Linked DNA regions of Mus musculus: regions 2, 3, 4, 5, 6 and 7 are each linked to region 1. Evidence: chromatin loops called from intact Hi-C (ENCODE). Cell type or tissue: left cerebral cortex. All regions are shown on one strand. Links, peaks and the distances in the headings refer to the core of each region. The heading gives the core; the rest is flanking DNA. Region 1 has its middle 170 kb from the start of 4930503O07Rik. Region 2 has its middle 68 kb from the start of Gm31870. Region 3 holds the start of Plxna2 (plexin A2). Region 4 overlaps Gm31870 (a long non-coding RNA gene). Region 5 has its middle 190 kb from the start of Gm31870. Region 6 has its middle 63 kb from the start of Mir205hg. Region 7 overlaps Gm31870 (a long non-coding RNA gene).

Region 1 (4,395 bases), core at 265-4,264:
GCTGTTAGTGCTTGCATGAAAGGCTGTCACTTGCACTTCATAAAACATGTCAATCTCTTGATAGACAGAGTAGTATATTTTTCCTCTTGTTAGGAATATAGTTTCCTATATGTTCCCTTGCTTAATTTCACAAAAGTGAAAGCTATCAAAATGATAAACATGGATCACAAACAGCCATCTCACCAGGTAATTCTTTACTAGGATATATCATCGTGAAACAAAAATGGGCCAAAATGGTCAGGGATGTTAATTTAGCAAAACTTGTGAAAACAAAACAAAACAAAACAAAACAAAACAAACAAACATCTGGAATTTAATGCAGTAAGATCAAATGTGGGGGGGGGGGGAGGGGGAGTAGTCACAACACCAGCTCTCTGCTCTGAATGAAACCCAGAAACTCACAGCAAATGAAATCAAAGCCCAAGCTGGAAAGAGAAGTCCCAGGAAATGCCAAAGCAGGCACCCTAGTACCCCAAATCACCCACCATTTTGTTATGACACAAAACATCTTGAGGAAGAGTTCTTAGTGAACACATGTGGAAAGCAGTATTTTTTAGAGAAAAGAAACATTAGAAAGGCATGCTTGGCCTTTGCTTTTTGTCAGTCTCCTGCCATTTGTCTGAGGTTCATCAAGACAGATAACTACTTTCTCTCAAAGTATTCACTCAGTTTCCATGATGATGCGACTGTCAGACATTTCTAGATGTCTTGATAATGCAGGGATTTTGGAACAAGAGCTGGAGCTTGGAATTCAAAAGAGTAAAGTAGGTTGTCTTGATTGTGATTATAAGACATGTGGAAGAAGAAAAAACCTTACTGAGAAGAATATTTAAGTCATAGCACATTTCTGTGATAAACCTAGCCTTAGCAGATACTTGCTGATATAATATTAAAATACATTGAGTGACAAGATAAACATATACATGAGGTATTCAGAAAGAACAAAGGCAGAGAAAAAGCATTGAGAGGAACATTTCCCAAATAAATAAATAAATAAATAAATAAACAAATAAATAAATATCTCTAAGATAGCTTTGGACACAATCAGTGCTAGATATCTGATTATATATATATATATATATATATATATATATATATATATATATATATATAGTGGGATTTTACTGAAGCAAATACTAGGCACATTGATAAGTTATCATTAAAAAGATCTATTTGATCTAAAAGATCTATTTGATCTAAATTTTACCAGAGTTATATAAGAAATAATTTGACAAATTATTCTCATAGGGTAGACTGTAGGAAGGGAAAATAATCAGCCTCCTTTAATGCTAGGGCTGAAGGTTCACTGGCACAAACCTGTGTTCAGTGTTGTGTGGAGCAGAGCTCCATCAATTCTAAACTCATTTCATGTTTCAAGCTTCTCTGGACCTTGGGTGAGTCACTCTGTGCCTTTGAGGTACATTTTTTCTACCACTAAGTTGAGGACAAGGAGTGCCTACAATTTTAAACATCTTATATAAATAATCCAAAGGAGAAGATTCATGCAAAACCGTCATGAAAAGTGGGGTGTTTATACATCTAGTAGCTGGTTGCTACTCTAAAATGACTAGTACCCAACTCCTAAGATAGCTATGTAATGTAAAATCTCTGCAGAAGAGACACTTAGAGTGGCTCAGACTTTCTATATAGAAGACATCCCAGAAGGAACAGGGATGTGTGTATAAATAAGCAGCAGCCAGAATAGACTCAGCAGCTATTTTCTCTCTCCCAGTAAACTCTGGTGTGGGAAGGAAACTGATTTCAACATGAATGTCTTGCTTTGAACCTTACTTGGCACATAATGCTATCTTTTCTTCTTGTATATAATGCTTCTTCGAGCTGGTGGTAGTTGCAAGGCTATTTTAAGCACCTCTGCCTACATATATAGTTGGGCACCGTTGAGCTTGTCAGAATCGTGATTGTAACAAAAATTAGCCTCAGCCAGATGCTCATTCTCCAGTTCTTACACTAACTGTGGGGAACTGAGACACAGGAAGAGCAGCATGAGTAAAGCAAGCAGGAAAACCTGTTTCTTTTTCTTCCTCCTCTCCACACCCTATATGTGCTTATATTCTTCCCCATTAAGAAAAAAGCATGATTATTTCTTCCACTCTCAGCATTTCTTAGTTACCTGTAGTTCTGTGTGGAAGTGAGGACTTGTGGACTTCCCCTGGTTTATTTTAGCACATCTATTATTGTCCTTGTTCAGCAGTCATGTTGGTGAGACTTACAGAAGGGATTTGAGGCTCTTCGAAATAGTATGCACTTCTTCTGCTGCTGATATCCTCCCTCAAACCCCAACTCCACCATCAGGGCTCCTGTTCTCTGCAAAGACAAGACAGGGCATGGTAAGGTGCCCATTATTTAGAAAGGAAACACAAACATAGAAACAAGGCTTGGATGCAATCAGCACTGATGCAAAGTAGAAAATTGAGGCCACAACTAAACTTTCACAGACAAAATGAAATGCAAACATCCTTTAGGTATGTCACAGAAGTCAACCAAATACATTTCTGCTTCCTCCTAGGCACCATCTGGACAATAAGATCCACCCTGTTGATCACACATGCTTCCTATGGGATAAGCTTGCCCCTCATATTTTTCTGCCCATTGGTTGGGTAGAAAAGAGCAGACTGAGGATAGAGCAGATGAGAGACCAGAAAGAAATGCATAAGAGTAACAGCACAGCTTACTGTAATGGGAGACTAGAAGGACTTTGTATTTATGAGATTATTGAATTTATGGGACCATCTGAATGTCAGTGACAGCATTGATGCACCCAGAGTCTACACCAATAGTTCTCAGATCTCAGTCTCTAGATAAGCAGCATTTACATCTCTTGATGTGCTGAAAAGACTTCTGATTCTTGTGGTAAAACACCTAAGTGGTCAACTTAAAGTTAGGAAAGGTTTACTTTGGCTCTTGGTTTGAGAAAGATTATCTATCATCTCTTAGAGCTATTGCTTTGAGTCTTAGATAGTACACCATCTCACAGAGAGGCATGTAGGTGAGGGAACTCACTTCAAGATATCCAGGAAAACAAAAATAGAAAACATGACTTTTTAAAATATCCCTCTTAAAGCCATACTGCCCCATTCCCAACATTGGCTTGACATCCTTTCACTAGCTCCCACCTCTCAAATGTTGCACCACTGACTGCACTACTAATTAGTAACACGTAGACTATACAGTAACCCTTCTAGCGTACATAATCTGTTCCTCATGAATTAACCCATGAGAGAAAATTCTTGCTTGCATTGTCTTTGGCAGACATTCTGGACCCAAAGTGAAGTGTAGTACTCTTCCTCTGGACTCCAAAGCACAATTCTATCTCACAGTGAAAATGAATTTAGCTTCATCTCTTAGATTCTACAGAATATTTTCCTGAACATCTAGGCACAAAGTCTCCTTTGAAACTCAATGCAAAAGCAGCTAGGAATTCTATCTTAATGTCACACACTTTAAAGACACAAAGACTTATCATTAACATCCTCATTTCAGAAAGTAGGAAAAGAGGCAGAGGAAGCCAAGACCAGACAGAAAATCCAGCAGTGTAAAAATTAAATCCTATAGCTTCCTGTCAGGTGTGTAAGACACAGGGTAGTATAGTGTGAGCTCCAAAGGCTTAGGAAGTCCTGTCCCCACAACCTTGTTGGCTAATGCCCATAAGGCCACATCCACGGGCTTGCTTTTCTAGTTGTCTCTAGGCCTCCCTAGAAAGCATTCTATTTCCTACTCCTGGCATCTCTAAATTCATGGGGTCTCTGTGTGACTTTATCCAAATCATCCTCTCAAAGTCTGCCTTCAGGCAATTCAATCCTGCTGTGATAGGGTTTTAAGATTTTATTCTTGTTTAATATATATATATATATATATATATATATATATATATATATGTAATTTTAATTAGGTATTTTCTTCATTTACATTTCCAATGCTATCCCAAAAGTCCCCCATACCCCCCCACTCCCACTTCTTGGCCCTGGCGTTCCCCTATACTGAGGCATATAAAGTTTGTAAGACCAATGGGCCTCTCTTTCCACTGATGGCCAACTAGGCCATCTTCTGATACATATGCAGCTAAAGACACGAGCTCTGGGGGGTACTGGTTAGTTCATATTGTTGTTCCACCTATAGAGTTGAAGACCCCTTTAGCTCCTTGTGTACTTTCTCTATCTCCTCCATTGGGGGCCCTGTGATCCACCCGATAGCTGACTGTGAGCATCCACTTCTGTGTTTGCTAGGCCCCGGCATAGCCTCATAAGAGACAGCTATATCAGTGTCCTTTCAGCAAAATCTTGCTAGTGTATGCAATGGTGTCAGCATTTGGAGGCTGATTATGGGATGGATCCCAGGTATGGCAGTCTCTAGATGGTCCATCATTTCTTCTCAGCT
Region 2 (4,395 bases), core at 292-4,291, 460 kb after region 1:
TCCCCCCATCTGCCACTAAATGCCAACGGTGATAGCAGAGTCCTAGCACAAGGTGGCGCGCCTGAGCCAACAGCATCTCTTATCATCCCTAGGAGAGCCCACATGCAACTGGCAGAGAATCTGTCCTCTGTGATTTGCACCCCAACCTGAGAACCCAAGTCTCAGTTTCTTAGTTTGCACTCTGAATTGGTTCCCTTCCAAAGTTCCCCTGCTCCAGGCACTGACACCGGACTGTCTCTGTGGCCAGCCCAGTTAAATGCAGATGTGTGGTCCTCTCGTGGTTAGATGGGCCTCATTGTTCTCAGTGAGGAGGTATCAAGTGCACGGGTTAACATAAATATAGCTCCTTGCTGCCCAGAGTATGAGTCCTCTTCTAGAGAATCGATAGCCACCACATAAACAGCAAGGCAGAGACTGGAAAGGCTCCAAAGCTTTCTTTCTGATTTTTCTCTGCTGCTGCTGCCAGGCAGTGAGGTTGTGTCTCAATGCAAGGGTCCCTTTCTCGGGAGCTTTTATCTTAGAACTATGTCAGAAATGATTTAAAATCAAAATTCCACATCACATGGCCTAACCCCTACTTGATTTACTCATCACAATGGGGGGCGGGGAGCATTCTCTTCAGAAGAATGTAAAGCTTCCTTGCAGGCTCAGAGTGTGTTGTTTCTGAGGCAAGCAAGCAGGAGCTGTACAGAGACCGGAGCTGCCACAGGGGTTGGGGTGGGAGGGCCCTAACAATATTCTAATGTCTCAGCTGAGGAGCATGCCACAGCTTGATTTCCAGGCTCCCGGCATTCCACAAATGTCCAGTCCCTGCCTCAGATTCATCCTCACAGCCCCAAATGTTGCTATGAAGTTGGCTGGTGGGAGTCTAAAGTAGATTTTACTCTTTTTCAGAGACCAAGAAAGCTACATCATCCTCTAAACTTAAGCAAATGTCAGCTACCATCTATTTTAGAATCTGAAACTCTTTACCAGGTATTTCAAGTAAACTAAATCGAGAAATCTCACGTTCCCTCTTTAAAACTCATTCCCCTGTCTCCAGCTTAAAAGCACACCCACCCTGTAATTACTCTGTGTCTCGGGGTGAGGTTTAAAGTCTAGCTTCTGATTGAGCCTTCTGGGAGACATGGAATCCAGCAGAGACACAGATGTCCAACACCTGCCTTAAGCATTCAGGAGAGTGGCATCCTCCTGTCTCAACCTAGTTGCCATCGGGCAGTCTGTGTCATCGGTGCCTTGGAGAGCTCCTCATGATCTAGAAATGTGTTGGTTGCTATGCAACTTCAGTGTCTCCTTCAAATGCACATGAAAGCACAGGATAACAGAAAGCTCGCCTTGGGTCCTGTGAGTCTGGCCTCCATAATTACCCATCCCCAATAGGGACATGTTGGGTTCTCACATGGTCTGACAGGAGCATGGCCTTTGTAGGGCAGGTTTGTATTTCACAAGCCAGTACCAAATATCACCACAGCAATGCCAAAATGCCAGGGAGCCTGCTATGAGGCTGTTCTGAAAGTCCTGGTAGACACTGGGGCTTATGTGTGTGTGTGTTTGTGCAGACCCTGACCCAGCCTTAAAACATGCTACCAAGTCCTCGAAACAAAGTGCAATTCTCACCAATAAGGTCCCACTAACAGTGAGTGTGTGCCCTCTACCTCTGATTCTGTGGCTTGTGGCTTTGTTAATGAGCTTGCAATCTTGGTAATTAGCCTCCTATTCTCCTTAACAGTCAGGGTATAGACCTCTGATTTATTCTCTGCCTGCCAAATCTACCACAGAATTCCCTGCTAAAATTGACACATCTGAAAGCCTGTGAAGAATTCATGCCAAAAGATCCAGGACAAAGCCACATTGCTCCAAAAGGACAGCAGGATGCCATATTTGGCTAGCGAATAAAGACCTTCTCTCTACCTATCCTTACAATGGTAGCCAGAAAGCCACACAGATAAGCATGCCTGTTTATACACAGTGTTGAAGGCAGACAATCAGATCCACTAATAACTTCATCCAAGTTATCTATGGCTGTTGGGAAACATGAGCCAGGAAAGGCAGACACGTGGCAAACAGTCTATCCACTGAAGCCCAACTCCAAGTGGGAGAACTGGAGTGTCGGTGGTACAGCTGGGACGGCTGCTGCCTCCTGCCAACCTTCTTCAAGACTACGCTGTGCAGCTGACACTTAACTTGTTTCTTCTCCCCCATCTCACTCAGTGAAATAACAACAGCTTTCCCTGAGCCGTGTGGAAAGGAAGCCCAGAAATAGAATAAACTTGTGTTGCCCAGACTTCATCAACTCACTCAGTGGCTGTCTGTGCCTCTGTCCCCACATGACCACAGTATTGCAGCAGCTCTGGTGGCATCTGCAGTGCTCCACCAAGACCGGTGTGCCACGGAAAACTGCAGATACCTGGAAGAGGCCCTAGTATTTACGGGGCGTTGATGGGCTCTCACCAGAGTTAACCACCTTCCTGCAGAGTTCCTGGCTCTGCTTGTGTCAACTGAGTCACCTGCATCCAGACACTCCATTTACTTTGTTGTGATTTTTTTCTGGGAGCCTCTCGTCCCAGCATGTGCACTCTTCATAGGGGCTAGTTTGAAAGGGGAATGTCAAATTCTTACTTCCTGGCTCACAGTTTGCTATCCTTGGCCAAGCTAGCCAAGATGCAGGGCTAGATCTTTCTCTCAGACATGTATATCTGCAGTATCACAAATTGAACACTAGAAGACCAGGTTCCAGAGAGGCCAGCAGGAAATCATCCGGGTCCCACACAGATGTAGGACAGAAGTAGGTCTCTCAGGTCTGACAGATTCCATGTATGACTGACCCCTGCAGCTGTACAAATACTACCCCTACCTGCCCCACGGTTGGTACACTAAAGAAAAATTCCTCTATTCCCACCAGATCACAACTATGGAGTCAAATTTAATGTTTGAGGAAATAGGTGTCTTAATTTCATCTGAGAACGTCATCCCTACTGCAACATCACAGTTAAAGAACCAACTTCTGTCATGTTTCAGAGAATCTTATTTTAATCAAAGGACAGTAACATTCTCAGTGGCCTCATTCACTGTCCCCCAGTAAACATTCCACAAAGCTGCCTTTCTGTTTCTTTCTTTCCTAACTCTCAATAATGCTCATGTACCCTAAGTGATTGGATTCTTCTGCCATGGTGATAGCCCAGTTTCCATCACTGTGACGAAGTGCTAGAGGAAAACAACCGAAGATTCGTATGTCTCGTGGTTTCCGAGACCTGTCCGTTCACTGCATTGTTTCCAGACACAAAGTGAGGTTGATCATCTGAGGGGCACTGGATGAAACAAAACCACTCATCCACTGTGGTTCAGACCGAGAGAGCAAGGGCAAGAGATGCAGACAGGAGGGGCTAGAAACAAGGAAGACCCTTTAAAGGTACAACACCTCTGTGACCCACTTCACCCAACTATGCCCCCCACTAATAGTCATTTAGCTATGAAGTTAGCAATGAAACTCTGAACAGATTAATTCATTGATGAGATTAGGCCCTTCCAATCTAATCATTTCTCATACAACACCAACTGAGAACCCAGGCTTACTCATAGGAGTCTGAAGGATATTTCAGATCTGAAATCGTATGTGAGGCTCTCCAGTTAGCCACCAGTGTGAGCTGGTTTTCCTCACTCAGTTCTTCCATCCTACTGCCCTGGGGATAGAGTCTCAGGTCTTTTATAGGGAATCTGTATCCTCATTTCTTCTGTTCACTCATTGCTAGAGGTCTACTCATGGAAATCTATCTGGGCCCCAGAGAAATCTAGTAGTTTGCCTATGAAAGTAGAATCCCCTGGAGATGAGGTTGGGGATTGGTTTAGCATGCTGGAGCTGTCTCTTAAGCATTAGGGAGTAGGGATGGGGAGGAGAGCATTTCTTGTTAGGTCAAGGTTGGGTTTAGAGGAGCAGAGTTCCAGGAAAGAGTGTGCCTCCATGCTGAGAAGCCTAGAAATGGATGGGCCATGCCTACCCCTCACCCTTCAGATGCAGAATCCTCCTTTTAAGGGCCAATACAAAACGGGTACAAAGTCCCTTCTTGATACTTAAAAAGGCTTCTGAAAAACCCAAGGCTTTCCAAGACAAGTCATAAATATGGAAATGGGCAGAAAATAATCTGCTATAATTAATAAGTCCCAATCTCTACCTGCAATAACTCTGTCTAGACACTGGCCTTTCAAAAGACTGCATTGTCTTCCTTCATTAGAAAGATGTTTGTATGTGTATACTTGCAAATGTGTGTGTGTGTGCATGAAAATAGAAAGAAAAAGACTAGAGAGGAATCTGAGAGAGGTCCTAATACTGATTCTATAATCAATAGCAGGGGCTTTCATGTCAGTATTGACCCCAGAATTGCAAGTCTCACATGACCA
Region 3 (4,395 bases), core at 120-4,119, 570 kb before region 1:
CCACTGGAACAGCCAGCGGCCACCCGGGACTACACTGCCTGGTGAACGCCCCCCAACCGGCCTCCGGCCATAGTCGCTCCAGGCTATCTTGCTAGTGCCACGGAGGCCCTCTCTGGGCTCCAACCCTGGGACGACCTCGTCGCTCAGGCGCTCCCCAGAGCTGCAGACAGCCGGCAGGTGCGCGCTATAAGCGCGCCACGGAGCGCCGGAACCACCAGAGCCGCTGGAGTCTATGGCCCGGAAGCCTGGACAGGAGACTGCAGCTGCGAAAGTGGCGGATCACGCGCGTATACTCGCCGCCACAACCAAGCCGGGGCCGGGGCCGGGACCCCAAGGGGACCTGAGGAGGCTGCGCCGGAGGAACCGCCGCGGGAGCGCGCTCGGGGAAAGGGCGGAGGGCGCTGCTTACCCAGCTCGGCAGTGTCTGTCTGTCCCTGCGTCCCCTCTTCGTCCGCTCAACTGGCGGTTGCCCAGGGCAGCGTGCGCCCAGTCCTGCCTGACGGGAGTCACACTGGCAGCCAGTTCCACATGTAACCCAGGATCATTAAAATCCTCGGCCCGCGCCGGCCGCTTGCCTGTATTCCTGGGGTGGCCCCCGAATGGTTCCTCGCGTCTTCGTCCCAGTCGCTTGTGCGCAGGGACCCGGTTGTGAAGGGGCGTGGGGTCCCGCAGGGTCCCTCCGGGGCGGCTCAAAGCCGGGTGTCTTCAGTTTTCTCCAGCACGACTTTCCGGGCTGCTCTGACATCAGCGATCCCGCGCTTCCTTCCCTTCTGCTCCTGGCTTGCTCGGCCCTATTTCCTCCAGGAACCGCTGCCAGCTCTGTCTGCGACCGGGCCCATAAGCTCCCCGCGGCTCCACGGCTCACGGGTCCACCAGATCTGATCGCTCGTCTTCAGCTGAAGGATCCCAGCAGCTGCTCCAGCCGCCCCCACTCGGCTCTGCGCGGACAGTGCTGCGCGCAGCGCGGCTCAGCTCAGCTCCGGTGGCGGCGCCCTCAGCCGGCCTCCTATATTACCGCTCAGCTCATTATCATAGAGGCCGCGTTAACCCCCTCCCCGCCCACGCGCCCCGCCCGCGCAGACCGAATACCCTAGCTGGTCCACCCAAGAACCCGGCAGAGCTACGGCTCTGCAGGCGTTCTGCTCGCTCAGTTTGGACCACCAGACACTGTCAGTAGTCAAGGGCCCAGAAAGGTTGTACCAGGGTCTAGGGACTCATGTCTTGGGGCCTGGTAAGCCAGCTGGCTAGGCTTCGGGAGGGGATCAGAGTGATGAGAGCACCCCATCCCCTCGCGTGGCGTCACCTGTCACCAAGCAAAGCCTCCCCTCCTTTCTCTTCACCTGTGAGCTAGGGGTGAGTGTGGAGGGACATATATTACTGATGGGCTTGAGATGGGGTGTCGGATTTCGGAACAGCAAATTTCTCTACCCTACAAATTCTAGAAAGCCAACGAGCTGTCAAAAGAGGTTTGAAGTTGTTGATAATTATTTCTACATTTTAAAGAGGAGTCTGGCTTTGCATCTCCGGTTTCCTGTTCCATTGGAAAAGGAGGTAGGGGCTGACTCGGGTGGGTGCTGTGGAAACCATAGTACCAGGAGCGTTTGCATTATCCAGACCCGCGAGCCCGCCTCGTACTGGAGGCAGAGGGTAATGGCTAGAAGATTAAGACAACTTTAATATCCCCAGAAAAGAGGATTTTTCAGTCCTGGTTGCTTCCGCGCTCACGGGTCTTGATTCCTTGGTTCGTAGTCTGTGAATCTGCAACTGCGGCTACGGCTTTCCCGCGAGGGCCTGTGCAAGCTATACCCCTGCAAGGTCTCAGGGTCTTCGAATTCCCCGATGGAGATTGAACACACCGAGTTTACTCAACACATCAAAGTGTCTGACAAATGTCCCCTACTGCCCTCTTGTGGCCATACTCTTCACCGGTATAAAAAGAAAGAGGGATGTGGGATGCTTCTGAAAGCATATAAAAACAGTTGACTGAATTCTCAGTAGGAGAGAGAGAGAGAGAGAGAGAGAGAGAGAGAGAGAGAGAGAGAGAGGAAGAAGAAGAAGAAGAAGAAGAAAGAGGAGGAGGAGGAGAAGAGAAGAGAAGAGAAGAGAAGAGAAGAGAAGAGAAGAGAAGAGAAGAGAAGAGAAGAGAAGAGAAGATCACTTTCATCAACTATATTAGAGACACGGGATTTTGGGATGTAGAGTTGGCTGTTTGGTAGTTTGGTTGGTTTGGTTTTCTTCACTATGTATCTCTGGCTGTCCTGGAACTCCTTACTACAAACCATAGTGGCTAAGACCTCACAAAAATGTGCTTGCCTCTGCCTCCCAAGTGCTAGACTCAAAAATATATGCCACCACACTGGATACCTGGTCCAATTAGCTATTCTTAAAAACAAAACATGGTTACCTCATTTAAAAACTCTTAAATTAATCAATTCATTAATTGCCTAAAATTTGTTTCCGGTAAGTTTCACTAGCTGTTGCCAATTTTGTCCTTTGGAGCCACAAAGAATCTGAATTCTGTGATGCACACCTATCTTGTCCTTTGAATTTATGTAACATTTATTTTTGATAAAATGCCCAGTGATTCTCACATTTATTCTTCCTCTATTATTGTTTATGTCTGCATGTGAGTGTGTCTTCCCTCTTTACACAAATGATCGTTATTCTTTATTTCTGAGTACGCTGGATTGAAGGCACAATTTGTTAAGGAAGATAAAGGGAAGGTGCTATCAGATTCTGTTACACTTTTGCCATGTTTTTAATGAGAGGAACAACAGTCTAGCCAGCTTCCCCTGAGACCATCCTTAGTAGAGCAAGGTAAGTGATAAAGCTCTCTGTTGAATATAGGGCCTTTAATTCTAAATCAAGTGCTGTATGACTATGTGTGTGTTGTGTCTTATCTCTTGCCTCTTCTCAGTGCCTCAATTTAATCTCATTTTTGAGATGATTACAATACAATTTAAATAATTTCAGTTACACATCCCCACCCCTGTGATCTAGAAATAAACCCTTAAATGAAGAATGGGGGGTACATTAAATGAAAGTGACTCCTCCACATATACCCATCCTGTTCTTTTCTCCCCACACTTGCCCTGCCTGTCATGAATAAAGGAAGAGAGAGGGAGAGTGTGGGAGAAAGAACACCTACAGACAGATCACACTGCAGGCTGGGTGACATGATGCCACCCTACTCCCACATTGCCACTGAGCATCATCTGAAAATGGAGCCAGTTAAGGATGTGACTTCAGAAGCCTAATCTATGAGGTACCTGGAAGCAGCACCCTTGTCTTTCCTAGGTGACCCCAACTTTCCCATTTCTAAGATGAGATTCTAACTTGAAATCTCCAGGAACCTGGTAGGTTAAAACCAGATGTGGAGGTATTTGAAGAATTGATAGTATCCTTAAAATGGAAAGCTGTTGATATGAATCTTATTAGTTGTTGTGTGACAAAACTTTTCATAGGTAGATGCAACACACATCTACTCACTCCAGCTAGGGATCTCTTGACAATCCAAAGCACAGACACTACCAAAGTCCAACTTGGTGAACCAATGAGTTTTGTTGGGGTTGCTGACAGAAGTATGAGAGAGAGGTGACCTACAGGCAGAAATTACTCAAAGCAGCTGCATCACCAAGGTCTGCTCCAGCACAGATGCCAGCTGGGAAAGCCTGGAACACAGTGCACAGCCTGCAGCAGCCCAGCAGGTTGGAAGTGTCCTTTCCAATCACTCTGGCCTAAACCTCTTCAGCACTCAGCTGGTTTGACTCTTTGCAGCTCAGTTTCCTCCCATCTGAAGCAGGCTCTCTCGGCTTTTATTGCTTACTCTGGCAGACAGACACCTAGTGGATCTAGTCAGTTTCAGGGACTTCCTGAAGCTATTTTGAGTTATTTACCTTCCTGCATAAGGAGGGTCCTACAGGATGGAATGTTTTTGTTTGGGAGAAGACTGTTACACAACATTAGATAAGCACATAGTTACACTTTAAGAATTAAGATAATTGTGAGCTGGAGAGATGGTTCAGTGGTTAAGAGCACTGACTATTCTTCCAAATGTCCTGAGTTTAATTCCCAGCAACCACATGGTGGCTCACAACCATCTGTAAAGGGATCTGATGCCCTCTTCTGGTGTATATGGAAACAGCTACAGTGTACTCATATAAATAAAATAAATCTCAAAAAAAAAAAAAAGTTAAGATAATCAATAGAACCCATGCATGGCACTGCTCTGGTGGCCAAGAACATGAGACAGGATAGGCCATGATGGGCCTAGATGAAAACCAAACACTATTGTTCTGCTCAAGGAGCATAGTAACAAAATTATTTCTACTGACATTCTGTTATACCAAAGCACGTATTAACTCACAGAGACTGGTAGCATGCATAGGGCCTGCA
Region 4 (4,395 bases), core at 307-4,306, 320 kb after region 1:
ACGAAGAGGGTGAGATTTAAAGAGAAACTTGTAAATCCACAGGTGGGAGATTATGAGGAAGAAAGAGCCATGTTGTTTGAGTTAGACACGGAGGTCAGTTATATTTTTGATCAAAAGCCACATGGTAAAGAGGGGAACTTCGAAAGAGAATGATAAATCCCAAAGTACCAGAGAAACCATAGTTAGATCAGCATTAAAAAATAAAATAAAAGACAAAGGAGAAGAAAAGGGGAAATGTATGTTTCTCTGGGTTAGGACTCAGAAAGGTGAGCAGACCTAGCAAACCCTCACAGTGGCACACAGGGACTGTACCAGGTGGGGAGAGTCTGGAAGCAAAAATACATCATCTCACTAAAGGGAAAATTATTCTACCCATCTCTATAACGTGGCATAAGGGAAACTCACCTCCTGAGGTTAGTTTACCTTAGTTCCTTGGCTAGGTGATTGGCTAACTCAGCTGTATTAATTTTGAATGTCAGGTCTCCTGTCAGAGATGGATTCCATTCTTTTGACAATAAGACAACAGCTTTCCTGTTATGGGTCTTCAATGCCACTGCAAAAATTCTAAAGTAGAGATCATGGAAGTACATCTCAATCACTTTTTACCTGGCTCCTTAGTGACAACAGTAGGGCCCCAGTATCCCAAAGGACAGTCACCAGATCTGAGACTAGAGGCCGATTTCAACACCAAAACCTAGAGAAGCTAGGAAGCCAATTGCATCCTGCCTCTGTCTCTGCCTCTCTTAGAGGAAAAACCAACCAACCAAGCAAACAATAAAACCATTGTAAGACTGTTCATTCTCAGCCTGCCCTCCTGAGGGCTTCACCTTTATAATGAGCTGGACTAGAGGAGGAGATTGCATTCTGCTCCATATGAATTATCATTATAACAAGCATCCAGGCTGCCCATCAAAGATCCCAGAACTGGGGCAGTAGTGAGTGGAGGGGGGATGGAGAGCGGGTAGAAATTTCCATACAGACATAAATGTGGACCCTCATTAGAGAACAAGCCTTCACTTCAAAAAGACATGAACTCCGCACAGGTCTCCTGCCTGTTAAATATGTACAGAGTATGCTTGTTTGATGATGAGAGTCGCAGTTTGGCTATTTGAATGGAAATGAATTTTAATAAGCATTTGAAGCAGGGAAAGCTACAACCCTCATCTGCTCCTGGATCACCAGGCATCTTCCTCACCATCATCACCTCTGAGGGGAGACTACAGCCCTCATGATGAGTGCAGAATGTCTTCTCTCCTCGGTCTTTGTCAATGTTCATTAACCTTGCAAGTTTCTTTGCTAGCCAGGAAACACAGCTGTCCCTGGGAAATTTCCATATTCCTTAAGAAAAGCAGGGTGTGGAATTACCACTGGGTAGGGGAGTGGGGGGTCCTGCCAACAAAAAGCACAGTGAAAGAGCTGTCTGGGAAAGAAATACAAAGACCATCTTGATTAGCACTTTCATTACCCACTTAAATATCTACACACTTTTGCACTCACTTTGCACTGTTATAAAATTAAGTATAATGTGGTTATTTATCCCATGCGTGTTCATCCCAACAGAAAAATAAATCAATTATTATTGTAAATCTCAGTCTCACTTCCAGTCCAAAATAAGGGCACAAATACCCTTGGATTATTTCTCTCTTCTTGGCATTTTAGCAGACCTAGAGCTCAGAAACATTCCAGCAACCTTAACAGATTATGAATCTATCATCTTAACAGGAACAAAACAACTTAAACCTGTGCAGGGATGGTGACAAGATAATTCTGAAATGCTTTCAAAGAAGTGTGGCTCGGAATTGGCAGGGTGCCTCACGGTGAGCTGGGAGCTGTCTTTCCCAGCCTCTGAACTAACTCACATGGTTCCTGTTGTTTTCTGGGGTTTTTTCCGATGTATTGTTTATCCATGCAGACTCTAAGTCAGTAAGGTCACTGACCCTAAGTTAGTCCAACCTCATTAAGCCCGATCCTGCCAATGTTTTCACCCCACCGTGTGACAGCCCTTTACCCAATGCCATCTTACTGACATCTCTAATTAAAGACAATAAGGCCCCTCCATGTACTTACAGAAAAGTACATAATATTTATCTCATGTTTAGGATAGAAAAACAAATACTGCCTAAGGATAGGGATTCTGAAATCATTACGATCTAAGAATAAATATTGTTGCCAGTACAACCTCTCTGCACCCTGCATGTTAGGGATTAAGGTGAGCATCACTAACTCAGCTCTCAACAAAGACTACAGAGGAAAGAAATCAAGCATATTCTAGAAGCTTCTCTTTGTCCAAATTCTCAAACAATACATTATTTTTCTTCCTTTCTTTTAAGCTTGTGTATGTGTGCGTGTGAGTGGGTGTACACAGGTGTTTTCAGGCATAGGCATGTCACAGGGCTTTTTATAAAGGTCAGAGGGCAACTCTGAGTATCTGCACTCCCCTTTCACAGTTTTTTTGCAGCTGGATCTCTTACTGTGCATTGCTGGGTAACCCAGGCCAGCTGGCCCAGAAGCTTCTGTGGGTTCTCCTGTCTCCTTTTCCCATCTTGCTTCTGGAGGATTAGGGTTACAGATGTTGGCTTTCTGTGGGTTCTGAGGATCCCAACTAAAATCCTCACACCTGTGCAGAAAGTGCCTTACCCCCCAAGCTGTCACCCAGCCCAGCAAGAGTACATTTTTAGAGTCATTTCCAAGTTTGTTTCATGAGGGTGAAGATTCTCTCATGCAGTCCTCCATATGCTTTATGCTTTTACTAATTTCAAATAACTATATCCCGAAGCAGGAGATGCAAGCACATGGGTGTGCTCCCCAAATCCATTGCCAGACCCTGCATAATTTAAAGTCGGCACTGCTTTAGTCAGAAGGCTGTGCTGGGAACTCTCTTCTTTCCCTAATTTCAGAAGTTTAATTCGGTTGCTCCTCCCACCTTCCTTTTCTTTTGAGCGACTCTTACTCTTCTCCCATGGGCCCTAGAAGTAGATAGGGAGGAATAAATGCCTCTAAACTGGGGCTGGAAAAGGGTCCCAGCCACTTTCTCCCCATTACAGCCCCACCAGGCCACTCCAGCTGACAACCTAACAAGGTGATAATGGGCCCGGTTCACAGCAGGTTGTTTGAAATAGGTTGAAGAGGTTCATTTGCATTCAAATCTTCCCTCTCTGGCTGGCTTTTGTTTGGCCCCTTGATTTCTACTCCCAAGACACCCTTTGGTTGACTTGGAGTGGAACAAAATCACATTGCTTCAGAATTTGAATTGCAGGCTTGGGTTTTAAATGTGTCCCATTATTTCATCAAGTTGTGGTGGGGGAGGAGTGAAAGGAGAGAAAGAAGAGCAAAGAGATTCTGAAATGAAAGGAGAGATGACAGATGGGTGCAAATGTCCCTTTTAAGTGCAGAGGAGCAGCTGATGCCAGGCCATGAAATTAAATTAATGCATCTGTGGCTGGATATGTTCTCCAGCTTCTTACTCCTGCTGGGAAACTTTGGGTTCCTTTTACAAGACCAAAGATAGACCCCCTGCACCAGAGGAAAGCCCTGTGCTCACAGTAGGTGCTGGAGAGAAACAGTCAGCCCTTTCTGTGTCCTCTCATCCTGGAAGGACATGGCCTCAGTGCAAACATATGACCCTAAACTCAAACAGATGAGTGAACTGAACATAGCTCATCCGTGGTCAGAGGTCTAAGCCAGTTGTCTCCCAGCACTTAGGATGTTCTAAGTCATAGATAAGACACAATGACTGGAAAGCATCAGTACTCAGAGCCAACTGGTAGAAGTTTTAAAATAAATGTTTAAAGCATAAGTTAGTGCCTTGAAATTTTAATAGATCCAGGAATTGCCACTTCCCACTGGCAGTAAAGGGTGGTCTCCAAACTGTCTCAAATAATCTGAATGGGACTATTGCTGTAGCTTCAAGGTCTGTGTCTCTTCCAGATCCTGATATTGAAATGACCCCTAATATAATGGCAGTGGAGATTAGGTCACAAGAATGGGCCTCTTGAATAGGATTATCATTCCTCAGGGAAGAGCCACCATAGCATACACCCTCCTTCTGCCACAGGAAGATTCCAGGAGAGAGAGAGAGAGAGAGAGAGAGAGAGAGAGAGAGAGAGAGAGAGAGAGAGAGAGGCAGATGAGGAGTCTAAAACAATCAACCTGGTCTTAAGTCTCCTGAACCCTAGAATGCCTGCTGCAATGCTTATGGCACACGGGGTGCCGCTTTGTTAGAACAGGAAGCCAAATAAGACAGAGAAGGACGGGAGGAGTACAAAGGAGCCATGCTTAAGATATCACTCACTGTCAGCTTGAATCTACTGAAGAAGAGGAAAGAAAAACCACTTAAACACATTATCATCTTCACGATTCCTTATCTAGGTAAAAGCTACTGAAATCTCTTTCACT
Region 5 (4,395 bases), core at 105-4,104, 200 kb after region 1:
TAATTTCTAATTTTCTGAACCCCAGAACACTTGTCTTCATTTGTATCATGCTACCATAATTTATGACTACATGCCAAGATGTGAAGGCTTCATATGAGTTAAACTTATATTAGATCCCAGCTTTAGGTATCTAACCAAAATATAAACTATAGAGGAAACAATGAGAAACAAAGTCTTGAGTTTTTGGGAGTTCCTCCCCTCCCTTATTAAAAACATGTAAAGCTCAGACTAACTGAGGAAGAGAGATCTATGGTGAGGCTTCCAGTTTGACTATCAATCTAACTTCAAGAGATGAACTAGGAAAGATTCAGTGGTCTGATACGTGGCCCTGTGGTTAGATGGAGCTGCAGGACTCAGTGGGTCTATAGCTTACCCTCATTCAGGAACTCTAGAGAATAACAGGTGAACTGATTAGCTGCTTTGTGGTAAAAGAAAGAAGTGCGTCTGTTTTGTTGGCACAAAGCTTGACAGGGCAAAGGGCTCTAGAAAGAAAAGGTCAAGACACTTTTAAAGATAGTTCCCCTGGAAAGATACTGGTAAGACCTTAACAGAGAGAACTGGGGCAGGAGGTAGAATTTTAGGAATAGGGATAGAGGCATGTATATGCAAATGAGAGTTCAAGTTGAGAATTATCAATAATGGCAACTCTCAAAAGAGTGTGTAAGAGTGCAAGAAAGAAAGGCTCGGATGTGAAAGAATGTCACCAAGGCCAACAGTACCTGTAGAAAACCTAAGTACATGAATACCTCTCAGGCCAATAGTGCCTGTAAGGCAGAATGTCCTTCCTAGTCTCCAACTCCTACCTTTACTCCTAGTACACACAACCTTAACCTACAAAGGTCAGGTAAAATACAAAGCAGTCACAGTGCCATCTTTCCCCAAGGCAGGAAGACTTACTGGCACATGACCTCAATAGAGGAGTTAAAAGTCAACTCTAGGCTGCTAGTGATGTTGGGAAGAGGGGGTGCTTTCTACACATATTTGCAGTAGCCACGTTGAGTCTGCATTGTGGAAATCAAAAGATTACTCCTGTTGAGCAGATGTGAGATGGCAGAGATAAACATAACATGCTTTCTGGGGCTAAGACTATCCTGTCAGTAAAGTACTTGCATAATCAGGAGGACCCACGTTTAATCCTCAGACCCTACATAAAAAGCTAGGTGATGGTAACTCCAGCACTAGGGTGTCAGGGCTAGCTGACCAGACAACCTACCCTACTCGACAATCTCTAATACAATGAGGGTTGTTATCTTAAAATATGATGGGCAGAATCTGAGGAAGAACACCCAAGGTTGTCCTCTGATATCGTAAAGCACATGTATACCCGAACACAAAAACCCACTCCCACTCAACCCACCTCCACAATTTTCAGATCAAACCAACATGAGTCTTGCTTATTTATAGCAACAGCTCCATAATGTAGCTGTGAGTAAATAACCCTTTTGAGGAAATGTGTAAGAGATACTGTATGCTTAAAAGACTCTCACAATGTTTGAAACACACTAGCTAACTGCTGTAACAAATGGCCCTACAGCCTGCCTAAGATACACAAAAATGTGCTTCTTGCCTGACAAATGAGCAGTACTAACTATCCTCAGCTTAGGCAAACTCTGCTGTGTTGAAGACACTGTGCTGGTCTTCACAGATGCCTTTGGTGCCTAGAAAAGATGCACATGAGAGAGCCCCATAGGCTCTCATCAGAGGCCCAGGCTGCAAGGGGGCACATCTTGTACTTTCTCCTGGCGCCACAGTCGCCTACACAAAATGGGAAGGCTGGGGATTTGGTGGGAGGCTGGCAGTTTCTGTTCCACGGTGTGTTATGAAACTGTAATTATAGGCTACACTGTTATTCACAGCCTTGTCCGCCTGTGGGTATGAATGAGGTCACATTAATATTTATGTCTAAATTTGCAAAGATGCATGAATTGACTGATTGACTACGGGTTCTTGACACCCTCTATAAAGACTTAGGCAGGTTGTTTGCAGGAGCTTCAGCAAGATCTGCAATTAGCTGAAAAATAATTCCATTAAAACTATTGTATTCTCATTTACCTTATAGTAGCACTAAAATTAACCACTAACAGCAAACACTTACTGGAGCTTTCTACATGTTAGCCACTGCTCTGTACTCTTTGTATTTTAATCCTGAAGCTATTGCATCCATTTTTTTTTCAGGCAAGGCAAAGCACAGAAAGAGGTAACTTGCCCAATCTTACAGAACAGGTGAGTGGCAGGGCAGAATAAAAACACCCTCTCTAGCTACAGAGTGCTGCCCCTTTGTTGTTCACTCATCTTGGAAGTTCTCAGCATCTTCTCTAAAAGCAATAATATCTGTGGCAGGCTCCATCTTAGTCTGTAGTATCTGTTATAACACAATACCACCAGCTGGTGCCTTAAAACACAGGAATTGAGTTTCTCAGAGTTTGGGAGGCTTGGAAGTCCAAGAGCAAACTTGTGAGCAGAACCACCTCCTGGTGAGGTCTCTTCCTGGATCAAAGACAACCACCTTCCACCATGCCCCCGCCACAGTCTATTCCTGTTTTGCAAGGTAAGCAGTTCTGTCAGAGTCAGTAGGGGCATACCTTATGATTCACTTAACTACAATCATCCCTGGCAGGTGCTCTCCTGATACCTGGACACTTAATATATGAACCTAGCTCTGTCCCTTGAAGATGTTCTTTTCTGATGCCTCTTAAGCCACCAAAACTAGGGAACCTGAGCTCTAGACTAGAAAAAGGGTTCCTCTTCTGGAGTCTGTCTTCCCTGGCTACTTGGGTCCTAAGCGAAGTATTCATGCACAGATTTTTCCCAAAGCCAAGCAAGAACACAAGCCCTGTAGCTTTCTCTAATCTAGGACCAACCCTTCCTGATCTCAGTGCTTCCTGGGAAAGTAAATACACCCCATCTTAACTCTCCTCTTTCCATGCCTTTCTCCAGAGGACTGTGTACAGGTTCCTTTCCTTCCTGTATCTCTTGATGGCTGTTTCGAGGGTGATCTTATGCACAGGTATCAGTCTTCCACATTCCTAGCTTTTGTGTGGCTTGGCTGCCCTTGAGGACCAGTGTCTCTAGAGAAGCCACCTTCCTGTGCAGCCAGTTTGACCTCTAGAAGTAGGCAGAGCTGAGTAAGAAGCAGCTTGTCAGTCATCCCATGCTTCAAGTCAAATGAACACTGACTTCATCCCTCTGAGAGGAAATGGAGATTTAACAAATGGATGACCCAAAACAGAAAGAAACAAGCTATCGCGGACATCAAATAAAGCTGTCCAGAGGCAGACATGATGCAGGCACAGCAGTGCTATCTAGGACACAGGAGCATTATGTATGACAGCTGCGTGTCCTGGATTTTCTAGGTCAGTCCCAATTTCAGATCTTCCCTCACCTTGTCAGACCACATATCCCGATTTCCTGACTGGAAAAGGTGGACCACCAAATCTTCAGGACACTTGATCAGCACATTAACTCAGAGATTGGAACCATCCCTAACAATGTTGATACCTGTGCTTCTGGAAACTAAACCATTAAAGGCAAAAATTAAAGCTTACAAACTAAACTACATCAGCCTATAGAAAGAGGAAGCTAATGGGTAGAAAATCAATGAGGGAGCTTCAGCTGCCCTTAGTTGTATTTTGAAACCAGACATGACAGGGAATGGTACTGCCCTCCTCAAAGTGTGGAGAGGAAACTCAGGAGAAGGGTAAGTCTCAGGACCACTGTGGGCAACCCTCCTTAAAGAGCCACCTCTGTAAAGATAGGATGACTTGAGCACCAAGAAGGGCACCTGGCCATGGACAGGATGTTTGGTAAAACACCAAGGACCTCACTGCCCCCTCAGAGTTAAACTGTGTGAAATATAAGTAGGGTGGGACTTGAACATGTTGACAGATGTTCAAATATTCATGTCCAGTCAATAGGTTAACATCCTTGGTCAGAGCAGAGGACCAGAAGTAAAGGCAGTGGTCTCTACCCTATGTTGATGGTGCTGCCAAGGAGGCCTGCCTGGCCAACATGTTAAGACCTTGTACAGAGAGGCATAGGGTGGAGGGAAGGAGAGAAAAGGCTCTTTATGGAACTTTGATTAAGGTACTATTAGTCTCAGGCTAAATTTATTCAGTTGTGCTCAGATGACTATTTTGCAAAATACATTGAAGTTGTTTGTAGAGTCTGCCTTGTATTTCCTTTTTCTAATACAGGTCTCTTGTTAAACCACTGAACTATATTTCCTGTGGAAGAGATTGTATTTTCCTCCCCCTGTTCTGAAAGGACTTCTGGGAAAGAAAATCTGCCACGTGTTAGTGAGTTTGAGGGGAGGACTTGGGGACACAGCAGAGCTTAGACTGTGAGTCTATGCTTGTGTTATTCCTATATACCCAGCTTGAGGAGAGACACCATGGA
Region 6 (4,395 bases), core at 250-4,249, 480 kb after region 1:
CATTGGTTCCATGCTCCCGTCTGAACTTGCTGAGGCAGTTTACATTTTCTCAGTAGCACAGCATACCAAACAGAAAGGTTGTGGCTAAAGTCAGGGCGAGCGAGCGTGTAAGGCCATACTTGAGTAAGGACCCCACCTCTCTGCCACAGGTCAGCACTGGTATCTCCCAAAGCGATTATGGTTTAACTGGATTCCACAGGCTTGTGTGTCGAATGCTTAAATCCCAACTGCTGATGCTATCTGGGGAGGCTCTGGCAACTTTAGAAAGTAGGGATTCACTGGAGGAAGTAAGTCAATGGAGGTGTGCCTTCTAAACATTGTAGTTGGTCCCTTCCTCAGTCTGATTCCTGCTTGTGATGACATATCCAATCTCCTCTTCCACACACTCCTCTGCCTTGATGTTCAGCCTCACAAAAGGGCCCAGGAGCACACAGACAAATGACCACAGATGAGCTGAAACTTCTGAAACCCTGAGCCAAAAGAAATCTCCTGCCCCACTAGGTTGTTTCTGTGTGGTGTTTGGTCCTAGCAAAAATATAAGCAATGTGGCCACCTTGAGAGATTCCACAGGGACCTGCCAATACAATATATGAGAAAATGCAAACAAAGCCAGCCTATGTTCTCCCCCACAAAGCCTCCCACGACTCCTCACTTGGTAAAACAATTATCTAAGGAGAGTTGAATTCAAAAAACACTGGGACAATAGGACAACCCTTTCTTGCTCAGTCATGCCCTGAGGCCCTAAATATCTTCTCTGTAAACTAGCCAAGGGCATTATCAGAGCATGTGGAACTGGGATCCTGCTGAGACTGAAACAGGTACCCCCAGCACACCAAGGACCCCACTACCACTTCAGAGCAGGGTTTGTGGTAGCTCTACATATTGGTATGTGTCCAAATGCTGACACTGAAGAACTGGGCTTCAGTGAAGAGGGCCAGCTTTCCTTAAGCTCTACATACAGAAGGCAACAAAGATATCAGCCTTGAGTGCCCACAGCTGAGAAAAAGATGTTCCCAGAAGCTTCTAGAATCCTAGTCATGCCTTTGCCCATTCAAAGCATGTAGTAGCTATGGGCTAGCTAGCTGCTGAGTGGCAGGGACAGAGAGGTGAGCCAAGTAAATACAGATTCCTGGCTTTCCAGGGTTAAAAAGAGACTGTTCTAACAGCTAAAAGCATTCTGGGAGCAAAGTTCAAGCAGTTTAATTCTTCTTACAGAGCCTCGATCAGTCTACAAGTGGCCCAGAACATTCTACAACTTAATTGTGGTCTGAGGAGGCTTGTCCCTGAACTAGACCCTTCCCCATCTCTTTTCTGCCTTCTACCCAATAACCCCATTAAGGGCAATAGGCTTTGTTAAAATTATTGCTTGTTTGATTTTTAAGATAGGGCCTCACTGAGTAGTTAGCCAAACTCTGTTTTTCTGCCTCTGCTTTCCAGAGAATGCTTGTAAAAGGAACAGCACCACACCAGGCTCATGGACACTGCTTTTCAGTCTGAAAGTATGCTGATTCAGTTTGTCGGGATTGCTAACAACAACAACAAACAACAAAACTATCAAAAATGTAGTGTCACAGTTCCAAGGCCATGAGTTTCAACAGGCTGAGAATAAGGCAGGCCTGTGTTGCTTCCTGAGACTCCAAGAAAGACCTTCCTAGGCTGCATCTTCTTCCATTAGCAGTGTAGCCTCTTCAAGTCTCTAGGACTCTGCACTTCTTCCATGCAAAGACCAGGATAACCACACTACCTAGAAATCCCTAATTTGACCACATATGTGAAGTCCTTAAGTCATGTGGCCTCAAACATTCTCAGGATGAGGAAGTGGGATACTGACATTTTGGAGAAAGGATAGCAATCTATTCTATATCATTTTTTGTTCCTGCTTATTACAGAAAAATTGGGAAACACTAAAAAAAAAAATTAAATCATACAAGTTCTCGGTTTCCTCTTTAAATAGAAAACCTGCTAAGTATCCTCTGCTGCACTCTCCTGGCTTTGCAATAGAAGCTGCTGTTCCTCCTCACCCACACATACAGTTTGGCACCTTGGCATTTAAAGACTATGCTGTTGATCTACCCTGTTATCCTGTTATAGCTGATGACTCCATAGCCTCTTTCTAACACAACACCAATACTCTACTGATACTTTGTCTCGTCCACATTTGTATATTTGCCTGATATTTCTTAAGACTGGTCTCAGATTTACAGTAATCCTCTTGCTTCGGCTTCCAAGTACTGGGATTACAGGCCTTCACTACCACGCCTAGTTTTCTGATTAGGGTTATGAATCCATCTTGGCTGTTATTTCTTAGTGACATTTACTCAGACAGAAGGATCATCCCACATGGGGTTGATAGCAGGCTTTAATAGCAACAACTTTGTGTGGCTGTGACCAGAGCCTTGGCAGCCATCGATAATCGGAGTTGTGAGTCAGACCTTAATTCACTGGGTTTTTAAGTACATGGAGTAGCCTTCAGAACAAGGTCTCTGCTTCTTCCTGTTCTGCTGAGATGCCAGGAATCACCTCCTGTTGTCCTGGTAAAAATTTTTAATTAAGTTGCCCCTGTGCTTTGGAGCTGAGATTTTAGGTGATAGAGCCCAGTCCCAGGGAGGTCTTAGCCTACAGGTTCTGCAGTAGTGGATCTGGGAGCGAGGGTCAGGAGAGTAGAAGGAAGAGTAGGCATGACAAAGGCACCTGGCACTCAGCCCACTTCCTAGGGAGGTGCTGGTCCACACCGACCTTGCCTTAAGGCATCGCTGTGGACTTCTTCAGAAAGGACTGCATGATGAGTCTGGGAAAGTGTGGGACAGCCAGGCTGCTCAGGGGGAGACTCTGTTTACCAGACAGAACACCTAAAGACTAGAATTGAAGGTGGCAGAAAATGTGAGTCCCGGGGCTTTTCCTGGAGTGGGGAAGCCTCCTCCTCTCTGGTCTGCAATTTGAGAAGGACAGAGGGGTAAGGAGGTCCCTTGCAAAGGGTGCAGCTCAAAGCAGGAGAGGAAGGAAGCCTGCCTTTCAGTCCACTGACTCCAGCAATGACTGTGGCTCCTCTGCCACACTTTCCTCTGTCCTCCTGCCCACTTTGCCCTCCTCTGCACCTGCTCAAGGATCTGGCTGTCACAGCCCAACTTGTGTTCTCCTTTCTTGCAAAGCTTTCCTCAAAGCCTTCCTTATCTTTCAAGTGCTCCTTCTTTCTCAACTCTAACCTACTACCATTCTGTGGTAGCTTTCATACAAGACGGACTTGAATTCACACTGATTTGTCTGCCTAATTCTTCTGTACCTTTGCCAACTGACATACCAGTTATAAGCCTCAGTTTTCCCCATCTGAAAAATAGAAACCATGTAAGCTCACGTAGGATGCATAAGCACATAAGGGTATATCACTTTTCAAACTGATGAAGATGAATGACATGATGTGTGTGGTAATTGGTCAAACCTCAACATAGGGCAATATCATGACCATCAAAGGTAGGATATATACAAAGTCTTCCAGCATCCCAGAAAGAAAAGAGACCCTGTCTACCAGAGGTGACCGGGGGGGGGGGGGGGGAATGGTAGACAAACAAGCAGTAAGCTACCTGAAGAAGTAAAGGTCCAATGGGTGAAGTTATGGGGAGGACCAGTGTGGAAGAGGGAGCACTGAGAGCTGAGAGCAAATGACAGGAAAGCACCCTGTGTCCAGAAAAAAAGCTCAACAATGCATGAGATAGGTTCTTCCTCTTTTTTCATTTTTACAGCTCTCTGAGCATGAGCTGATATTATTAGAATTATCTCTGAAAGTTCAGTGTGAAGACTGTGCACAGCACAATGTCAAGGGTGTTTCCTGATCAGTTAGAAAGGTAATACAGTTTCCCCTGTTTAAATAAAAATTAAAAAAAAAGAAAAGAAAAGAAAAGAAAAAAAAAAAAAAGAAAAGAAAAGAAAAGAAAAACACCTTCAATTCTGGAGACAATAAAATGGACACAAACTGTATGTCGACTGGAGTTGAGAAAGAAGCATCAGAGAGACTCAGTCCTTGAGACCTGGATTTGGTGCCATTGCCCAAGTATACAGAAACCTTTGGGGAACATTTGCTGTAAACTGGAGCACTCAGGCTGTGGAAGCATCTGTGCTGAGGGGATTAGAAGAAGGTTATGGTCTTAGAAGGACTGTCGGTGACCAAGGTAAAACTTTAGAGTTTAGCCACCTAATTAGACTGTCATATTATGTGGATAGGTTAAATATCTGAAGAGCAATAGTAAAGACCAACAATGAATCCTAAGTGAAGTCTACAATTTAAGAGAATGGGAACAGAAGCATGACCACATCTTGTGTGCTATGATCTCCGAGATTTCCTTCATTTCTCCAGTCAGCATCATTCTACAAGGTCTAACATGAGTCTCACATAGACAGCTG
Region 7 (4,395 bases), core at 225-4,224, 350 kb after region 1:
ACGGCAGGTGCATGTTCTAAGAGGACTGAGCACAGGCTACGGGTACAAACGCATACGCCCTGACCACGGATGACAGTTTCACAGATGGAGATCTCACACGAGTCTGAAGAAGGCAAAGTAGCTTTGCAGAATACAGGGCAGACAGAACATGTTCAGATGCAGTGTGCATCAGAAACTGAGCTGCTGATGGTGCTGACCAGTTGTGATGCATAGTGGAAGGGGGGGCTGGGGAGGCTAGGCAGGGGTGTCCTGCTGTTCACTGTTTCCTATCTTAACCAGCCTTGCCTCTGGATCTCATGTCATTGTGACCTGTGGGACCTTGGGCTGAAGGGGTAAGGGCTTCAGGGCACTAATTCTAAAAGCAGGAAAGCCTCTCGGGAAACTGAAGGTGAGAGTTACAGCAAGGGTGAAAACAGCCAGAAGCCAGGACCTGTCCAGTGTCAGTGACTCGGGAGCCACGGCACTGACTCTTCCACTTTAGACGCAGTTTTCATCTTCTTTCCCTCTCTCTGTCCCTCCCTCCCTCCCCTCTCCCTCTTCCTTATTTCCCCATCATACCCCAGCATGTATGTTAAAGACTTTCTCCTCTGGTTTTCTCATCTATAATCTGAGAAACATGGTTGTCAAAACAATATGACTATGCAGGAACCCAATTTCAGAGACAAAATGCCTGCTGGGAATTCTTGGATGAACAGAGGTTTCATGCTGTGTCCACTCTGGAACATTCTACTGAGGCCATGGGGTTGGACAATACTGGAATCTTCTCGGATCAGATTTGTTAGAGGGATGTTTTTAACATGGCTACTTCCCTGCAGCCTGCACATAAATGGCCAGCACCCATCAGGCACCATATGGTAGAGAGTAGGCAGTCCTGTGCATGGCTCCTCCTCCCTGGCCCCAATTCATGATGGTAGGGAGATGTTTACAGCTCTGAGGACACAAGAACATGTTGTAATGCCATGTGGTCCTTAGAGAAAGGCAAGCGTCTGCATGGTATTCATCAGAGCATCTAATAACTTCAATGTCAGAAAGTGTTTTCTGGTGTCTGACCCGCTATAGTCTAAACTCCCTTTAGAGAACATGAAGTATTCTTGTGATCACAGATCCAAAGACAGCTACTAACTGTTCCTAAAATGCATCCCCTTTAATCAAGCTCTGAAGAAAAGACAGCTTTGTAGCAACTACTCTGGTGGTTCTAAAGAGTCTGAAACCAAGTTTATGTGAATAGGAGTTTGATACTCAGAATCCAGGAAGATAAGTAAGAAGAGAGCAAACCCATATTGGCATCAGAGCTCAGGGACAGTGAGCTGACTGCTTCTGAACTCTCAGCCCTGGGCACAGCAGCAGCAGATCACACATCCTCCCTGCTCTAGTCCCACTGTGCTAGATAGAGGGCTTGGGCTGGCCTGAGCCTCCAGCTGCCCTTATTTCTTTAGGTTGAAAATAGAATCCACAGTAGAACTGCTATCCACAGACCTGCCTGCCTTCCATTAGGGCTGTGAGGGGCTGTGGGAGAATAGCCATATTACAACACCCTGCTCCTCCCACTCAGTTACTTTACACTGGTTGGTGAATTAGTGTCTGACCCATGATGGTTCCAGAACTATAGCGCCTAGAAATGGGACCCTAGAGCTCACTCAGTGCCTTGGATGAAATCCAGGGCTGTGCTTGGCTCTGAGGAAACTTGGGCCCCAAAGCACATTGCCCTCCAGAAAGGATGGACAACATGAATATGTGGCATATACCAGAGCACCTTAAGTGCTAAATACAGAAAGGGAAAAACAAACACCCCAGGAATTCGATAGCAGGCCTAGAACCGGCAATGGCAGCTCAAACAGGGGTGTCAGCTACAAGTGTTAAAGACCCATGTGGAAAAAGAATGGTCCTAGATGCCTGTGAGGGGCTAGAATGGCACAAGGATAGCATGTTGTTGGGACTATGGTTTTGCTGTGGACCCATACAGGTCAAGGAAGCACAAGCCTCAACACACACCACCACCACCACCACCACCACCACCACCACCACCACCACCACCACACACAAATACATACAGACACACAGACACACACACAGTCACATGCACATGCACACATCGCCTGCAAACTCTACCTCCCAGACAAGTTACAAGCAAAACACAGCCTTAGCTGGGTTCTGCTGTCTTTAAGTTTGAAGCCCAGCTGGTGAGCTCTGTGCGACCTCTTGCGATTGCTCCTGGAAGTGCAGTCCTTGGGAGCAGCTGGCCACCACATCCAAATGGACTGTGCGTAGTTAAGCTGTCAGGTCTAATGTATTTATTTGACTCTCTGCTGTTAAAATGATTCCTCTACAGCACTGCGGTTATTTACGACTATTGTCAGTACAAGACGATGAGAAGGCAGCAGAACAAAACAACAGGAGTGAAGAGAGGGTCTGCCTGCAAGACTGAGGGCCATCCTTGGGCCTCTGCTGGGTTTATTTACTCAGTCTCCAGTGTAGCTCATCCACAACAAAGAGCCACAGTCTTCATCCATCCCATAGGCAAATCATGAGCTACTGGCCCTGTGAGGACACTCCTGGCCACTGCATGTATCTACAGAGGACTCCTGGGTAGACCTTTAAGTGTGTCTCTTATTCAGTGCAGGTGAATTTGAAATAAGAGAGCCAGAGACACAGGTGGTGCATCTTTCTTTCTTTGTATGCTCCTGGTTCTCAAAAATGTTGTCTGGGGTGCAAGATCACATCAATTGAAAACGTGTTTAAAATATAAATTTCCTCCAGCACTAGACCTAACACATGCGAATTTCTGGAAGGAGAGAGCCCAGTGCTCGGTCTTCCAAGAGAGTCTGATGCTGCTCCTCTAGAGATTCAGGCTCCAGAGTATACCGTGAAGGAAAGGGTTTCCAGAGGGAATTCTGGTAGCCCCTGCCTTGGTGTTTGCTCCTTTTGGTTTTGACAGTCTCCTAGAAACCAACTATGTCCTAACCAACCCTGGCTGTCTTGGGAAAATGTCCTTTCTAATCTTCATGATCCTAGATCATGTGCACGCATATAGATGTGACCTGTGCATGACAGGGGGGGTGATAGGGAGGGGGCATCCTTGCACTGAGTGGCCATTGAGAAACAACGCAATGTCTGCCAGGGTGACAATGGTGGGCTTGGGGATTATCAAGAAAGGGCCAGATGGATTCAGACAGGGCGGGTTCTTAACCACCATGACCAGTATCAACAGACTCTGTTAATGTATCTTGTAACAACATCCTTTTCACATCTGCCTGCCCTGATAGAGTCTCAGCATCATATTGTATCTATGCATAGGATGGATCACTATCACTAGCTGTCAGAAGTCTTGCTTAGACAGAGCCTCTGTGGTTGATAACCCATAGTACAAGAAACTGAGCAGCATCTCAATGCCTCAGGCTTCTCATCTAAAAGGCAATCGCTTCCTCAATTTTCATATAAATTATCCTACTCACCCCTTAGTAGGAAGAACAGATCTGCCTAGATGATACCTAACAGATGAAGTGAAAGAACAGGGAGAAGTGAATGTGAACAGAGAGGCCAAGTCATAAACCAAAGGTCACACAGAGAGCAGGTGGTGGAATAGAGACAGGAGTCCTGATCACTTGAGGCCAGTGCTGACAGATCTTTATGAGACAAATTCATGTAAAACTGAGATGCAAAAGATGGCTGTTATCATTTTCATTTTTGGAAAGGTAACCAGAGGAAATCCCAGGATCCCATCTTCTGAATACAAATTCAGGAAACAAAAATAACAAACCGTAAAGTCCTTCTGGAAAAAAAAAATCAATAATATCAAAAAGAAATTAAAATAAAAGCAGATAAACATTCTGTTATCAAGATTGAGAGAAATTGTAAAAAGACTAGAGACAGTATAGGACCAGTATCATCCTCTTGGGAGACACATCTGTGTTCATAAAAGGTACAGTTCTGACAGCAGGAACTGACGGTCTATTTATCCTGGAGACAGGCACAGCATCTCGTCTATTTAGCATTTATATAGTGCTTGTCTCCTCATTGCCAAGTTGCCTGCTAGGAACCGGAGTCAGAGCAGGACCTGGGGCCTCAGAGGTGGATCCCCAAGGAAGGAAGGAAGCTGGGGCTACTGCCCATCCTTCCCTGGCAATGCTCTGCTCTGCTCACTAAGGACTTGAGGAAGGAGCTAGGAGAAAGCTCACTAAATGTTCCACAGAGAAGCCTCTATTAGGTACAGTCCCTGGGTGAGATAGACAGAAACCCGCTGCAACTGAGCCCAGGGGAGAAGGCTATCAGGCTTCTGTCCTGAGCCTTTCGTTTCCCACAGACCTCCCCCATTTTGTCTCTCTTCAGCTCTCCAGTACTCTAAGTCCAAGATCAGCTCCTAAGCTCCCAACGGTTGGTTAGTGCATTGTGATAGAG

Evidence for each region. Hi-C counts contacts between places; a loop is a spot of excess contacts. Peaks named below come from ENCODE experiments on the same cell type or tissue, not always from the same donor. Only the 100,000 strongest peaks of a DNase experiment are listed, where the experiment ranks them.
Region 2: it touches region 1 in a loop (8-fold over the local background); 4 of 42 quality-filtered maps call a loop at or near these places.
Region 3: a loop joins it to region 1, with 4 times the contacts of the local background. A loop is called at or near these places in 2 of 42 quality-filtered maps.
Region 4: a loop joins it to region 1, with 2.1 times the contacts of the local background. A loop is called at or near these places in 2 of 42 quality-filtered maps.
Region 5: a loop joins it to region 1, with 6 times the contacts of the local background. A loop is called at or near these places in 2 of 42 quality-filtered maps.
Region 6: a loop joins it to region 1, with 4 times the contacts of the local background. A loop is called at or near these places in 4 of 42 quality-filtered maps.
Region 7: it touches region 1 in a loop (3-fold over the local background); 2 of 42 quality-filtered maps call a loop at or near these places.

What each region holds. Positions count from the first base shown.
Region 1 is chr1:194,047,391-194,051,785 of GRCm38, reverse strand. No RefSeq gene overlaps it. Among named protein-coding and RNA genes, the nearest start is that of 4930503O07Rik, 170 kb to the left of the region's middle. In left cerebral cortex, for the core only: no CTCF peak of the experiment used is centred there; a DNase peak (open chromatin) is centred at 1,825; H3K27ac peaks cover 278 bases.
Region 2 is chr1:193,584,891-193,589,285 of GRCm38, reverse strand. No RefSeq gene overlaps it. Among named protein-coding and RNA genes, the nearest start is that of Gm31870, 68 kb to the left of the region's middle. In left cerebral cortex, for the core only: a CTCF peak has its summit at 2,730; DNase peaks (open chromatin) are centred at 440, 1,018, 1,220 and 2,186; H3K27ac peaks cover 2,746 bases.
Region 3 is chr1:194,616,412-194,620,806 of GRCm38, reverse strand. Plxna2 (plexin A2) reads right to left here and starts at 978. Exons shown (of 32, transcript NM_008882.2): 1 at 410-978. In left cerebral cortex, for the core only: CTCF peaks have their summits at 983 (motif pointing left), 1,671 and 1,887 (motif pointing left); DNase peaks (open chromatin) are centred at 968, 1,662, 1,891, 3,129 and 1 more place; H3K4me3 peaks cover 1,757 bases; H3K27ac peaks cover 1,757 bases.
Region 4 is chr1:193,731,114-193,735,508 of GRCm38, reverse strand. All of the region lies in intron 3 of Gm31870 (a long non-coding RNA gene), which reads right to left. Among named protein-coding and RNA genes, the nearest start is that of Gm31870, 78 kb to the right of the region's middle. In left cerebral cortex, for the core only: no CTCF peak of the experiment used is centred there; DNase peaks (open chromatin) are centred at 1,827 and 2,711.
Region 5 is chr1:193,845,513-193,849,907 of GRCm38, reverse strand. No RefSeq gene overlaps it. Among named protein-coding and RNA genes, the nearest start is that of Gm31870, 190 kb to the right of the region's middle. In left cerebral cortex, for the core only: no CTCF peak of the experiment used is centred there; DNase peaks (open chromatin) are centred at 1,801 and 2,373.
Region 6 is chr1:193,570,649-193,575,043 of GRCm38, reverse strand. No RefSeq gene overlaps it. Among named protein-coding and RNA genes, the nearest start is that of Mir205hg, 63 kb to the right of the region's middle. In left cerebral cortex, for the core only: no CTCF peak of the experiment used is centred there; a DNase peak (open chromatin) is centred at 2,014.
Region 7 is chr1:193,696,879-193,701,273 of GRCm38, reverse strand. The region is part of intron 2 of Gm31870 (a long non-coding RNA gene); the gene reads right to left. Among named protein-coding and RNA genes, the nearest start is that of Gm31870, 44 kb to the right of the region's middle. In left cerebral cortex, for the core only: a CTCF peak has its summit at 2,221; DNase peaks (open chromatin) are centred at 879 and 2,201.